2 separate regions of the Mus musculus genome follow, and region 2 is linked to region 1. The links are chromatin contacts, found by Hi-C or POLR2A ChIA-PET in ENCODE. All regions are on one chromosome and are shown on one strand. Each heading gives the region's core, a stretch centred on a gene start or an enhancer-like site at or near the end of the contact. The rest is flanking DNA. Distances are from core to core; before and after follow the strand shown. Region 1 overlaps Gm34119 (a long non-coding RNA gene). Region 2 holds the start of Gm40138 (a long non-coding RNA gene).

Region 1 (6,892 bases), core at 1,101-3,600:
TCCAGCATCTTTTCTAACAAGAAAGAAAGAAAATGATACATGGGTTGTTGTTTGGCCTCCAATCTGAATCACGGCTGTGTGGACCACTCATCATAATCGTATTTCCTGCATCAGCATCATTAAAGGGTTTTTAGCAAGTTGCTACTCAATGCAACACTAAACTGGTCTTAAGGGGATTCTAAAGAACTAATCGCTGTCTCCAGAAGCTGGATGTGGAAGTTAAGACATGAATAGCAGGAATGATAACACTACTAAAGCAGTCGCAGTATGGATTGCATTCAAATGACAGACACTGTGGGAGTGAGGAGGAAGAGGAGAAGGGAGAAGAGGAGGAGGAGGAGAAGGAGGAGGAAGAGTTACTTTGTTTTCCTCCTACGTGCAAAATGGGTCGTAATGGATAGTGTTCACTCTAACCCATCTGAAAAATCAGCATATGTGATGAATGCAGAGAACACAGAAGAGGGGCTAGCCTGTGAGAGGCCCTAGGCTTGCTGCTTGGGAGCAAGGGAGTGGTGGTGGTGGTGATGGTGGTGATGGTGGTGGCGGCGGCGGCAGCGGCGACAGCAGCAGCCACCGCTGATAAGAGAATGGAGGGATGTCCTCAAAACTGGAATGAAGCTGAAATTGCAGTTGTTTCAGCCTGCAAATAAGAAATGTAACCCCAAGCAGCATCTAAGCGCTACCACAGAGATATGTAGCACTCTTACATTGTTGAACAGAAGTTTAATGTAATCAAAGCAATATTTGAAACTACTAGGCAGCAAGTGATCACCTTCAAGCCCCATTTCAGCTGCTGTAAGCGCACAGCTGCGGGTGTTCCACCCTTGGGGCTGTTCGGGGAGGAGTGATCTTTGTGTTATGAGCATTCATTACGTGTTCACAGTATGCTGTGTACCAGGCTATCTGCAGCATTTTTAAAAAATCATAATAAAATACAAGTTTTTGCTAACTTGCCATTTAAAATAATTGGCTTTTAAGAGTGTAGCTCACGGGTATCAGCTACATTCACATTGTTATGCAGGTGTCATCTCCACATATTACGTTTCCTGTTGTAAACTGGACCCCTGTGAACTGAACCTCTGCCCCTTAAACAGTGACCCCCCCCCATTTCCTTTACCCTTTGACCTTTAGCAAGTGTTGGGTTTTCTATCTGTTGAATTTGGCCACTTGATAGAAGGACAGCCATACAGTCTGTGTCTTCTATGACTGCTTTATCTCATTTAGGATGCCTTCAATAGTCATGTGTGTTTTAGCCTGTCTTGGAATTGTTTTCCCCACTTAAACCTGGATAATATTCTATCAAATATTTCATTAAAATTTTTTGCTAAAGAAGATAACTTGTCCAAATCACAGAGCCAGCTAAAGAAAGAGCACAAAGATCTGCTGCAAGCTGCTTCCCGCCTGTCCACGCCCCCTGTGTAGCCGGCTCCATGTAGGTCTAGGGCCGGTCACCACATCTGGCACAAGGAGGCCATTGGAGGAGGATTTTCTATTGTTTATCTAACACCATTTCTCCAGCTTTTCTTCTTCTTTTAAGTATTGGTTTATGAATATGATAGGCCCACGCTATGTACATGTGTACATGTGTGTGTTTTGTGGAATTCATAGATGCTAAAAGTTGAAGGTTTGGCTGATGGCGCACACTTGCAGTTTTAACACTGGAAGACTGAGACAGAAGCGTCCTAAGTTCAAGGTCAACCCCGAGCTCTGTAGCTGGACCCATTTCTAAATAAAGAAATGGTTAAATAGGTTTAACTAAACTAAAAAGGATCTGGAGAGATCTGGGCCAAGGAAGACACTCTTCAGCCGCGCCTTAGCAGGAAGGCAGACACACAGGTAGATCCATCTCAGTGAACAGGAGGGGACCGGCTAGACACAAGCTAATGTGAACCTTTAGGAAGATTTCTTGTGGCTGAACGTATGGCTAGTCCATTAGGGATAATCATTCTTAGAGAGGACACAGGTTTGATTCCCGGCATCCAAATGGTGGCTCACAACCATCTGTAACTCCAGCTCCAGGGAATCTCATACCCTCTTCTGGCTTCTGTGGGCATCAGACATGTGCACAGCATGCAGGGAAAAACATCCATACACATTCAAATAAATTAATAAATATTTTAGAAAAACATTTTTAAAGAAAACAATTTCTTTTTTTAGGCCCTTACCCTAGTGAACTTTTTTGTTGTCTCTGTTTTTCGATGAGCTAAACCCACTCCTTCTAAGCGAAGACAAAAGTCCTTTGCCCATATAAAACTAGGCCGCATGGCAGCCTAACACCAAACACAGTGTGGCTGCCCAGTCTCTCCAGATAAACACAGGGAAAGGTCATCCAAACACAGGAAGACAGAGTCCCCTTCCCTTTTCCTTTGCCCCCTCCTCCTCCTTCCCTGGCTCTCTTATCCCTGGAGGGTGGACCCAGCCTTTCCCAACGTTTATTCTGAGAGCTCCAGTTCGCACAGTGGGACGTGCTCCAGACATGGGAATACAGCAGCGGGGCCAACCGGGAAAACCAAAAATATAAACGGAGAGATTTGCTAGATTTCTGTTCTCCCTTCCCAAATTGTGCCAGGAATGTGTGCTAGAGCTGCTTCTACTGTTCTTGGTGGAACTCGGCCCTTCCTGGGAGGAGGGCTTCTGGAGTTTATAGGACTTGCCGGTTTGCACAAAAGAAAGTTAGCCTGGCTTAGGATCTCCGGGCCTTGTGCTTGATCCAGCACAAGAATGCAATAAATGTTGAGAAACAATAGCTAAAGAGCCTTGCATCTCCAACACTGGCAATGAGTTTAACAAGTCCCCATCCCCCGTCCTCCCCCAATTACAGAGGAAATTAGAAAGCTAGATGTCCTTTAAACTTAACTGTTGCAATTTTGTATAACCGGGAATTCTGAAGTTCATAAATGAAGGGCATTTTACCTTCTCCTGACATATTGTGATCCAAACAGTGGCAAGGAAATAAACGTACCCTCCTCACCTCGCTGGGGAGGGAGGGGGAAAACGATGAATGCTTTGGGATTATGAGCTTCAGTGATTATAAATCAGCATCTGTGGTGAAATGTTCAGAGCTAATTTCAAAACAGACCCAGGGTTTGAAAGCAAAGCATAATGGTGACCTTTCTCATTTAGCTGTTGCTCAAACAAAGATATGTTCCAGCAATATCCGATGCTTCCTTCCTGCTGGGCCTCCACCCAATGCCATTTAAAACAGTGTGTCACATCCAAATGGGAGCAGAGGATGTGGCGTGGCTGAGTTTCAGAAGCCCTGTGTTTGTGCTTTATTATTATTTTCGAAGGTTTTTTTTTTAATGCTGTATTTGTTTTGTTTCCATCAACTTAGTGTTATGAGTTGGGTTTCATGAGATTAAATATGGGTGCCAATTCTACTTTTCTGTTTCCTTAGATTTTTATTCTTGTCACAAATGGCAATGTATTTGTTTTTCTTGTTTTTTTGTTTTGTTTTGTTTTTGCTGCTGTTGTTTGGTTTTGGTTTTCTAAGAGAGGTTCTCTCTGGTAGACCAGGCTCCTCTAGAACGCACTATAGTCCAGGATAGCCTCAAACTTGTTTATGGTCTTTTGACTTCTGCCTTCCAAATGCAGGCAGGGATGACAGATAGGAATTGCCACACCAAGTTCACTTCACGGGTTCTGAATCATAAGGATAGATTTTTGTTTGTTTGTTTGTTGTTTGTTTGTTTGTTTTGGTTTTTGAGACAGGGTTTCTCTGTGTAGCCCTAGCTATCCTGGAACTCACTCTGTAGACCAGGCTGGCCTCGAACTCAGAAATCTGCCTGCCTCTGCCTCCCAAGTGCTGGGATTAAAGGCGTGTGTCACCACCGCCCGGCCGATAGAAATTTGTTATCTCATGGCTCATTGTATTTTTATGAATTCTCTGGGGTGGAACAAACAAGCAAAGACGATTTTTAAAGAATCATTTACTTGTTTTGTGTAAAATGTTATAAACACAAATAAATAAAACTCCCAGGAAAGTATCTGAGAACGGAGGAAACAGGAGAGGGGTTCAGAGAGGAGAAGAGCTGAGAGTCCTGATTGAGAATACGTAAGCTGAAGAGGGCCAAAGACAAGCTGACTTTTAAAAGATTTATTTATTTTTATTTTATGTGTGTATATCTTGTCTGCATCTATGTATGTGCACCGCATGTGTGCCTTTCTAGTCCTCAAAGGAGGAAGTAGAATTCTAGAGGTTTGTGAACCCACCATCAACCAGCTGTGGTCTCCCTGCTTGAGCATGAATAGCCAAGGGACAGTGGAGAACAATCACACAAAAGACAGACGGATTTTGCCCAGGGTTCATGATCGTGGAGGCCTTTCTGTGCATGCTCTCCAAGAAAATCATCAGACATTTACCTCTGTCCTCCCGCTGTTCAGAAGCAGATCGCCATCTTCATCCCCACCTCTTCAATTATGGATGTTCTTTGTTTTGTACAAAATGGAATCTGCAAAGCTGTTTGTGAATGTTATGTGTTTTCTGTCTTCTTCTCTCATAGTATTTGTTTCTTTCTCTTCTTTCTGCTTTTTGTTTGTTTGAGACAGGTCTCACTGTGTAGCCCAGGAGGACTTTGAGCATATGGCCTCTCACGTGGTGGAATTGCTAGAATTCACAACAGGTCTAGCTTACCTCTTGTGCTTCTATGCTGTTCATTTATCTAAGACTTGAATTTTGACTCTCTCTCCCCTGTTTAGAAATCTTCACTATCAGTTTGCCCTTCTGTGGCCTGTCTCTCCCACCCTCCAATCTCACCAAGGTCCATGGTTTACCTATCTAATGCCATCTTTTTATTCTTCTCTCTTCTTCTCCAGAACCCCCCCCCCCACACACACACACACACACACAGACAGGCCTTTACAGCCCTTCTCAGCAGCAGATCTGGACAGAGAAGGGTGTGAGGTGATATTTGCCTCTGGAACCTTCCCTGAAATGTCTCCTTAGCTTGGCTGAGTTTTCTTTGACCCAAGTTATTGTCTTCTCAAGACAGCCAGCTCCTGAGTTCTATAAATGTTTTCCTTCCATTCAACTCTTTTTCAGCGGTATAGCCACGGGTGAGTTATCTGTGTCCCAGCAGATAGCTCCACACCCATGCCCCACATGGGTGGCCCCGGTTAAGCTCAGGGGGTCACAAAATACAAAACAGAAACAAAACAAAAGGAGACAGGGAAGGAAGGTGGGGACTTGGTGGAGGAGGGGAACTGGCGAGGGTGGGAAGAGGATAAAGAAAGGTGGGGAGGTAAGTGTGGCCATATTACTTAGATACATGTATATGCACATATGCAAATGTGTATATATGTATAATATTATGTGTATACACACACAAAAACCTGTCAAAGAATAGATTAGTTTTTAAAACACAATTAAGGAAATCATTCCATTTTTCTTACCCTTGGGCACTCTACAGTCCTCTATTGGGTCTCTATATAGTTACTACGCCATCATAAGTAGTTTGTCCTCCTAATGCTAATGTGGACCTCTAACTCTACAGAATACAGCATTCTGGGTTAGTCTCCTGACGGGCATTTCATCTGTTTCCTGTTGACTCCTCCGCTTTGACGAACTGTTTGCATCAGCCTATAAATATGCCCAAGCATCCTAGACGCACACATCCATAATCTTTTCCTGTTGTCTGTTAATTTTAGTAGCCTGTAACCTTGATTTTGTTCTCTGTCTTACCGTCAGTTGGAACTGTTCCATCTCTGCAATCCTGAATTCCACCATCTAAACACAACCTTCTGGCAACTGAGAATCTTAGTTGTATCAAAGGCATCGAGCATCTAGATGTCACTTACCTCTCAACCCCCTTTGCTAGCATTTCCTTCTCCAGGCAACTTAGAAACAAGAGACCTTCCTCTTCATCTCTTTTCCCTTTCGTTCTTTTACATGTCTATTAGGGAAAAAAAAATCCCAATACTGCCATAACCCAACCGCTCATCTTCTCTGCCTTTTGTCCCACACTGATAAAGAACCATGGATGTGTGTGTGTGTGTGTGTGTGTGTGTGTGTGTGTGTGTGTGTGTGTGGTGTGTAGTGTGTGTGTGTGTGTGTTGCCGCTATTCTTTAATGATCTCTAACCTCAGCTTTATCCTTCCCACTTCCCCTCATACAATTTTAAATCATTTTTTAACAAAAGAGAAGCCTACAAGGCTTTCTTCACATTGAAACTGGGCCAGCACAGGTGGTAGACAAGAAGGCTATCATGGAGACAGACTCCAGTTATCTTATGTCCTTTATACTCTTACGTCCCTGGGGTATTCTTACCACTGCTAGTGGTCACTAACATGCCCAATCTATATACCTATGTGCTGACCTAAGTATCAAATAGACCTCAGGTCTAAATCATTGCATCTAATTGATGAGTCTTTTGATTGTACGTTTGATCACCAACTGCAGGCAATCCAGTCTATAGTAAGTGTCGGCACTCTTCGCCCTATCTTCAAACCCTACTCTTTTATTGAGTGGCACCATTTTCCACTTTTCTAGTCACTGAAATCCAACTTTCTGAAGTAGTCTTATTAATGTAGTAATTCCTACTCACTTATTTGTTTGGTTTTTGGTTTTGCTTTGTTTGAGACCTCGCTACGTGGACCAGGCTGGCTTCCAATATAGAGAGATCCACCTGCTTCTGCCTCTCTAGTTCTTTAAAGGTGTGAGCCACCGTGCCTTGCATGGCTATTTGATCAATGGTTTTGATCAATAATCAAGTGGTTTTGATTAAGTCTTTTTTGAGTCTGTTTCTTTCTTAGTAGTTCTGAAACTTAACTCTTTCTATTCCTCTGATCTCCCTGTGTGTCTTTCTCTCTGTGTCTTTCTCTCTCTCTCTGTGTCACTCTGTCATTTTGGTTTTGGTGGTTTGGTTTCAGTTCATTTTTGACAGACTTTTAATCT
Region 2 (7,310 bases), core at 1,533-4,032, 210 kb after region 1:
TTTAGCCCTTGCTGTTCTGGAACTTGCTTTGTTGACCAGGCTGGCCTCGAACTCAGAGATCCACCTGTCTCTGCCTCCCAAGTGCTGGGATTAAAGGTGAGCACTGCTCAGCTTGTTTTTGTTTTTATTACAATTTCTGACATGAGCAGTCTGCCACATTAAAAGGAATTGCCGAGGACTGCGAATGTGGCTTAGTGCTACCAAGCAGGGAGTTCCTAGTTTGATTCCCAGTTCCCCCTAACAACAATGTAAATCAAAACTCTCCAGCTTCAAGGTTCTGATTTAAAAAGTCCCTGTGGGCCCTGCGAAATCGGCACAATCAGATTTGAGTCCCTCACGGCTGGGCAGCAGGTCAGAGCTGGAGGCCATGCAGGAGACGGGTCTCAGAGCTATGATGGCTCCAACCTCTGGAGGGAGCTGTCCCACCCTTGTGATGGGAAATGCATCTGTCCCCACTGCCCCTCCTCTTCTCTCCTGTCTCTCCTGAAGAGTAACGTTGGCGTCTGGTTGGTTCAGGTTGTTCGACCAGAGAAGAAAGGGCTCTGGAAAAGACTGAACCCTTAACAGAGGAGATGGAGGATCCAGAGCACCCAGAAGGAATGAATGGTAACCCCCCAAGACCCCCCACCCCCATCCCAAAAGACAGCAGAACGGAACGGAAAGCTTCAGTAGTGCCAGAGCCAAACCACAAGACGAGCAACATGAAGGAGGCCAGGAAGCTGACTCCCTTTCTTGACTGGTGTTAAATCTCATGTCCAGCTGCACACGAGGGGAATGAATGGTCCAACCCAGACATTAGTGCATATTTCCTGGAGAAAGCAGATCCCAGGTCTGTAGTGTGTTTGTGCCCTTGTTAGGCAAATCCCAAGGGAATCGCACAAATGTGCTGACTTCCGAGGATTTAGTCAGAACAATGACTTGGGTCACTGGGACTTGAAGCGGATATGAGCTACAAGGAAAGACAAAAATAAGTTCCGTAAGGGGAAAGAGCCTAGCAGAGCTGACTGCACTTCACTCAAGGTTTACAAACCCAGAGCCCATTCACTGCAAGCATCAAAAGCCTTTCCTGGTGGTGGAAGTTACCTAATCACGCCCGGGCTGATGGGCAGGGTACATAAGACTCCTTTCCCTGGCCTTTGCTGCTTTGTCCTCACTCTTGAACTAATTCTCCTAATGTTTCTCATCCCTGACTGTATGCATGGCTTGGGTTTAGAGAGGCACACAGACTCCGATTTAGCCTGATGTTGGCACGAGAGGGTCCAGCTTCTAGGCGCCCCTCAGGTACCACTTTGCAAAGCTGATGTTGGAGACCTGAATCCTCACAGAGCTGGTTTGCAGGCTAAAGTAACTCTAGAAGATCCTCCTCCCAGAGTGGTATGATAAGGTTCCATTTCAGCTTTAGTTGTGGCCAGGAGACACAGGCAGACAATGCAACGGGAGTTGGGGACAGAGCAAGGGACCATTAGTTAATTAGACTTAATACTCTGACAGTAATCTTGACTCTATAAGTGAACTTCGGAAAAGATGCTGTGGTGGGGGGTGGGGGGTCACGGGGAGGGGGAGAGTAGGTTGGTTGATACTGGAAAGGGCACGGAGCATGGGGAGGAAGGAGTTACGATGAGGAAGAGTAGGTTGTCCTGGCTTGAGGAGTCAGGGCTGGTGCCAGAAACCTATGAAGATCCGATAGACTGAGCCTTGAAGCAAAGACGGAACTCGGGGTTAACTCAATAATAGACAGGAGCTATTTCAGATGGGTATGGACCCTGGGCCCATACTTGCCACTTGTACACCATGTAGCCTTGATAGAACACTTGATGTCTCTCAGTCTTGGGCTTTCTAACCTATTGAAAAGAGCCTAGTTATATCTACCTATAGGACTATATGTGTGAAGTGAGGGATTTGTTGGGAAACATTGGAAACAGTGCCTAACTCACAGTAAGTGTGAAATCTATGGCCAGTGCAACTATGACTACTCCTGTTTTGATCTTCTTCACAAAGCTGCAGCCACATGGGCAGGTGAAGTTACAGCCAGAGCACAGGTCTGAAGGAAGCAGTGTGTTCATGAAGCACGGCGTCATTAACATGTGGTGTTTCTACAATGTGTTTTTCCCTCCAAGACTCCTTTTTTGAACGCGAGCTTCCAGGGCTGGTGCCTGGTGTGTGTGTGAAGAACCTGGTGAAGGTTTTTGAGCCCAGTGGCCGGCCAGCTGTGGACCGTCTGAACATCACTTTCTATGAGAACCAAATCACGGCGTTCCTGGGTCACAACGGAGCGGGAAAGACCACCACCTTGTGAGTTCTCTGCCAGAGAGGCTGTCTCCCATCCTATCATTCCCCGGCTTCATTCTCTCTCCCCAATAACTCCACTCTGTTCTTCCTTACTGAATTTCGGTGGAAACATATACACTCACACACACCTCCCACGGTGAGGATAAAAAGCCGTGGCTGCCCATGTCCCCGGGCTATTTTTATGTAGCACTCCGTTTCCTACCAATTAATAATTAGGATGCTTTAGTGCTGGTGTGGGACCTCTGATGGGATGGCTACCTTTCTGAGAAAGTGTAGGGAGAACAGTGAAGTAGACTCGCTGCCTGGCAGAAGGCCAAGGGCAGGAAGCTTTGAGGCTCTGGGTGGACTCCTCCATCCATCCTTTAGTTCTGGAAGGGGTGCGAGCGCCACCTGCTGAGAACAGGCAGTCAGGGCTCCGGTGCAGACCTCCGATGGGCCGATGGGCCGGTGGAGGAGGGGTAGGGGTCAACAAGCCATGTGACAGCAGCCATCAAATCCTTGGCTTGCAGAGCCCCGGGAAGGAACAGCAGTGTACACCCTGCTCCGGAATGTGCTCCCGGGCCTTTCAATGGGAATGGAATGCGGGGCTGGTGCCATTGGGCTTGGTACTGTTTCCCTCTAGTGGTTGATCAACATTTCAGCTTCGAAGTACAGGTTCAGATAGCATGCGATTTTATCAGAACTTGGGACAGAACTGGGCGTGGCATCCTAAGGCTATCTCCTTGCTAACTCACGTGGTGGGAGGACAGGAAACTCCATTCGAGACCCCAGGACCTCTAGAAGACAAACACATTACTTCACTCAGTGCAGAAACTAAACTTCCACTGGGGTCGGAACACAAGCGCTGTCCTAATGCTGGGAATAGCATAACATTTTAAGTTTCACTTTGTGCTGGGGCCTGTTTTTGTTTTGTTTTGTTTTTCAAGCATGTTCGATTCACTTAACTTAGACAACTACCCAAGCAGGTGGGAGACATGTTTTGTATAATTGAAGAAAGAAAAGAGAAATCACAACATTGTTCACATTTTTACATTTGGAATTCCCAAACGAATTTGTTTGTGTTAGCCAGTCAGCAGACAGGCTGCCCAGCTTCTCACTGGCATCAACTGAGCTTTGGAGAGTCACCAACCCTGCTTCTCCACTGTCAAGGGCTGCACGCCCAGGCAAAGCAGTGGGGCTGGGTCCTAAATCCCTTTAACTGACCACAACTGTGACTACGACAGTGGCCACAATGGCTGGCCACATCAATAGCCACGGAGCAACCACTATGACAGACCTTCACGGTGGACACTACCGCTGACCACAGAGTAAAACAACAGTGAACACTGTAGCTGACCACATCCGTGAATATCACTCTGACAGACAGTCATAATGGGCACCACAACTGACCACCACAGTGGCCATCCAGTGGGCACTACAACTGACCGCTGCAATGATGGCTGGGTGATGATGGGGTGGGGTGTCTGAGTCTGGGAATCCCCGAGGCTCTTGATACTGGCCCAGGAACACTTGGAAATAAAAAGTAGAGAAAGAAGGCCCTTGTGGTCTAGGCACTAGGACTTGAAGCAAGGCACTGGTGCTAAGTAAACCCTGTGTGGAAATGTTCTGGGCCCCTCAGCTACATCAGGTTTGAGTTTGATAGAGAGATAGGGCAGGTGTCACTACAAGCATCCTTCTGACCCTGTATGGGGTTACCCTCATCCCCTGGTGAGTTCTAACAACCATCTCTTCTGCCACTTAACCCTGTGTTCGGCAGGTCCATCCTGACAGGACTGTTGCCACCGACGTCAGGAACTGTGCTCATTGGGGGAAAAGACATTGAAACCAACCTGGATGTAGTACGGCAGAGCCTGGGCATGTGTCCACAACACAACATCCTGTTTCATCAGTAAGTGAGCTGGAGTTGAGATACTCCTGGGCAGGGGTGGGGCTCATTGGAAGAGCACTTGCCTGGCCCATCCATCACCCTGGGTTCTGCCCCCAGCACCACAGGAAAACAAAATATCTGTCAGAAACCCCTGTTGTATACTGGCTGGTTTCATGTCAACTTGACACAAGCTAGAGCCACTGGAGAAGAGGGAGCCTCACCTGAGAAAATGCCTCCGTAAGATCAGGCTACAGGCAAGCCTGTGGGGCATTTTATTCATTAGTGATCGATGGGAGAGGGAACAGCCCATTGTGGGTGGTGCCATCCCTGGGCTGGTGGTCCTGAGTTCTATAAGAAAGCAAGCTGAGCATGTGTCCTTCTTACCGGTTGGGACATCTTCTGGATATATGCCCAGGAGAGGTATTTCGGGATCTTCCGGTAGTACTATGTCCAATTTTCTGAGGAACCCCCAGACTGATTTCCAGAGTGGTTGTACAAGCTTGCAATCCCACCAACAATGGAAACAATCACCCATGGAAGGAGTTACAGAGACAAAGTTTGGAGCTGAGACAAAAGGATGGACCATCAAGAGACTGCCATATCCAGGGATCCATCCCATAATTAGCCTCCAAACGATGACATCATTGCATACACTAGCAAGCATTTGGTGCAAGGACCGTGATATAGCCGTCTCTTGTGAGACTAGGCCGGGGCCTAACAAACACAGAAGTGGATGCTCACAGTCAACTATTGGATGGATCACAGGGCCCCCAATGGAGGAGCTAGAGAAAGTATCCAAGGAGCTAAAGAGATCTGCAACCCTGTAGGTGTAACAACATTATGAACTAACCAGTACCCCGGAGCTCTTGACTCTAGCTGCATATGTATCAAAATATGGCCTAGTCGGCCATCACTGGAAAGAGAGGCACACTGGACAGGCAAACTTTATATGCCCCAGTACAGGGGAACGCCAGGGCCAAAAAATGGGAATGGGTGGGTAAGGGAGTGGTGGGGAGGGTGTGGGAGGCTTTTGGGATAGCATTGGAAATGTAATTGAGGAAAATACGTAATTAAAAAAAAATAAGAGGAGAAAAAAAAAAAGCAAGCTGAGCAAGCCAGTAAGCAGCTCCCTCCATGGCCTCATGGCCTCTGCATCAGCTCCTGCCTCCAGGTTCCTGCCCTGCTTGAGTTCCTGTCCTGATTTTCTTTGATGATGAAGTGTAAGCCAAATAAACCCTTTCCTCCCCAAATAGCTTTGGTCATGGTGTTTCATCCGAGCAATAGTAGCACTAAGACACCTGTATCCTGTTCTCCAATGCCCCCCCCCCAACACACACACACACACACACACACACACTTCTTTCCTGCCCAACTTAGCAATGCGTTTGTCTGGTCTTCTCAGTCAAAAGCCCTTGTCCTTCCAAATGTGAGGCTGTGCTCCTGGTGATCAGAGTTGAGATGTCCCCAGCCAGAGGAGGGACGGTAACTTCTTTATGACACTTTCCCTTACTTGCCCCCAAATACTTGCTGACAGAAAGAGGAGATATGTTATCCCCTTTACATGTGGACCACCGGTGCTATAGACTGTCCTGGGAGGGGAGGGGGGCTTTCATGCCGGCTTGCTTGGGTTTTCTATCTTTTCTCCCATTCTTCTTCTATCACTTTCTTTCTTTTCCCTCCCTTTTCCCTCCCTCTTTTCTCTCTTCCCCTACTCTTTCCTTCTAATTAAAACATATTTTACATTCTGACTCTAGTCCTGGCAGAGGGAGGAGGGCGGTGAAGGGGAGAAGACAGATAAATACAAAAGAAAAAAAACTGTCACCAGTCCTTTCAGCGCCCAGAGGCAATCTCACTGTTAACACCTCCAGATATGACTCTTCGGACATTTCTCTGCGTGTGTAGACATGCGCAAAGATTTAAAAATTATACGGGAAAGTAAAATCATACGTACCATTTTGTGACCCCACTTTTTGAAAGTGTGGGTGTTTTGCCTGAGTGTGTATCTGTGCACGACGTGTGTTCTCAGTGCCCGAGAAGAGGATCTCAGATACGCTGGACCTGGAATTACAGACAGCTGTGAGCCACTATGTGTGTGCTGGGGCTCAATTCCAGGTCCTCTGTAAAAGCAACCAGTGCTCTTAACCACTGAGCCATCTCTCCAACTCCATAACTGTTTCTTAATCCTAAGGTGCTATGAATATTTTTCCATGCGACTACATATTCCTTTAAGAAGTAATGTTTACATATGGTTCTGTTGTTCAAATGACTAAGTAATTTTCTCATTAGCTCTTTGGGCAAGACTGGTTGGTCATTTCACTTTCACATCACGAATAATACCACGATGACATTTCTGACTGCTAACTCTTCATAGTCATCTTTCTTTTCCAAGGTGAGCTGCTCAAAATGGAATGACTTAGCCCACTGCCTTTTTTCCTCCTCCTGTTCCCACAGCCTCACGGTGGCTGAGCACATCTTGTTCTATGCCCAGCTGAAAGGGAGATCCTGGGAGGAGGCCCAGCTTGAGATGGAAGCCATGCTAGAAGACACGGGCCTCCACCATAAGAGGAATGAAGAAGCTCAGGACCTTTCAGGTGCTTGGTATTGGGAGGAGACGGGGTCACTTACGGAGCATCCGTTGCCTGGCAACGCGCCTCAGCAGAAGGTTGGGGTAGCAGAACAGCAGCTCTTCAACCTGTAGGCCCCGCCCCCCCCACGTCAGATGTCAGATGTTTACATCATGATTCATAACAGTAGCAAAGTTACAGTTATGAAGTAGCAACGAAAATAATTTTATTGTGTGTGTGTGGGGGGGGGGGTCACCACAACATGAAGAACTATATTAAAAGGGTCACAGCATTAGGACGTTGAGAACCACTGGGGTAGGGCCTTATAACGGGAGCTCTCCTTACATTTCTGTGAAGCTCAAGGCACAGTTTTCAGATGATCAGGTGCTAGGAAGCAGGGTGGTCTTTCAGCATTGGTGAAGCATGGACGATACTGTGACGTCTGACAGTGTAGGCATATCTGTGGTGGCAGTACCAAACTGTAGCCAGATTTAAAGATCCTCCACATGTGACCAGCTTTGGGCCTTCCTCTTCCCCGTACCGAGATGTCTGTGATATCCCGTGTCATCACCTTCCTTCTGCCTCCAGGT

What was found. A loop is a pair of places that touch in the nucleus more often than their neighbours do. ChIA-PET counts read pairs that join two places held with the same protein, here RNA polymerase II (POLR2A).
Region 2: a loop to region 1 is called in a map of heart, with 10 times the contacts of the local background. The contact joins two enhancer-like sites. A Hi-C loop is called at or near these places in 2 of 37 maps with a recorded cell type or tissue (both heart). POLR2A ChIA-PET finds 5 or more read pairs at or near these places in 1 of 5 experiments (Patski).

The regions. Positions count from the first base shown.
Region 1 is chr3:121,912,246-121,919,137 of GRCm38, forward strand. The region is part of intron 1 of Gm34119 (a long non-coding RNA gene); the gene reads left to right. Among named protein-coding and RNA genes, the nearest start is that of Gm34119, 12 kb to the left of the region's middle. Within about 2 kb of position 2,351, at least 1 of the 3 ENCODE cell types and tissues checked has a DNase peak (open chromatin) inside an H3K27ac peak, as active enhancers do; it is heart, where a contact is called at or near this core.
Region 2 is chr3:122,119,514-122,126,823 of GRCm38, forward strand. Abca4 (ATP-binding cassette, sub-family A (ABC1), member 4) reads left to right here. Exons shown (of 50, transcript NM_007378.1): 18 at 517-606; 19 at 2,118-2,292; 20 at 4,046-4,177; 21 at 6,608-6,747; 22 at 7,309-7,310. It overlaps Gm40138 (a long non-coding RNA gene), which reads right to left and starts at 6,930. Exons shown (of 3, transcript XR_001783974.2): 1 at 6,782-6,930; 2 at 6,108-6,214. Within about 2 kb of position 2,783, at least 1 of the 3 ENCODE cell types and tissues checked has a DNase peak (open chromatin) inside an H3K27ac peak, as active enhancers do; it is heart, where a contact is called at or near this core.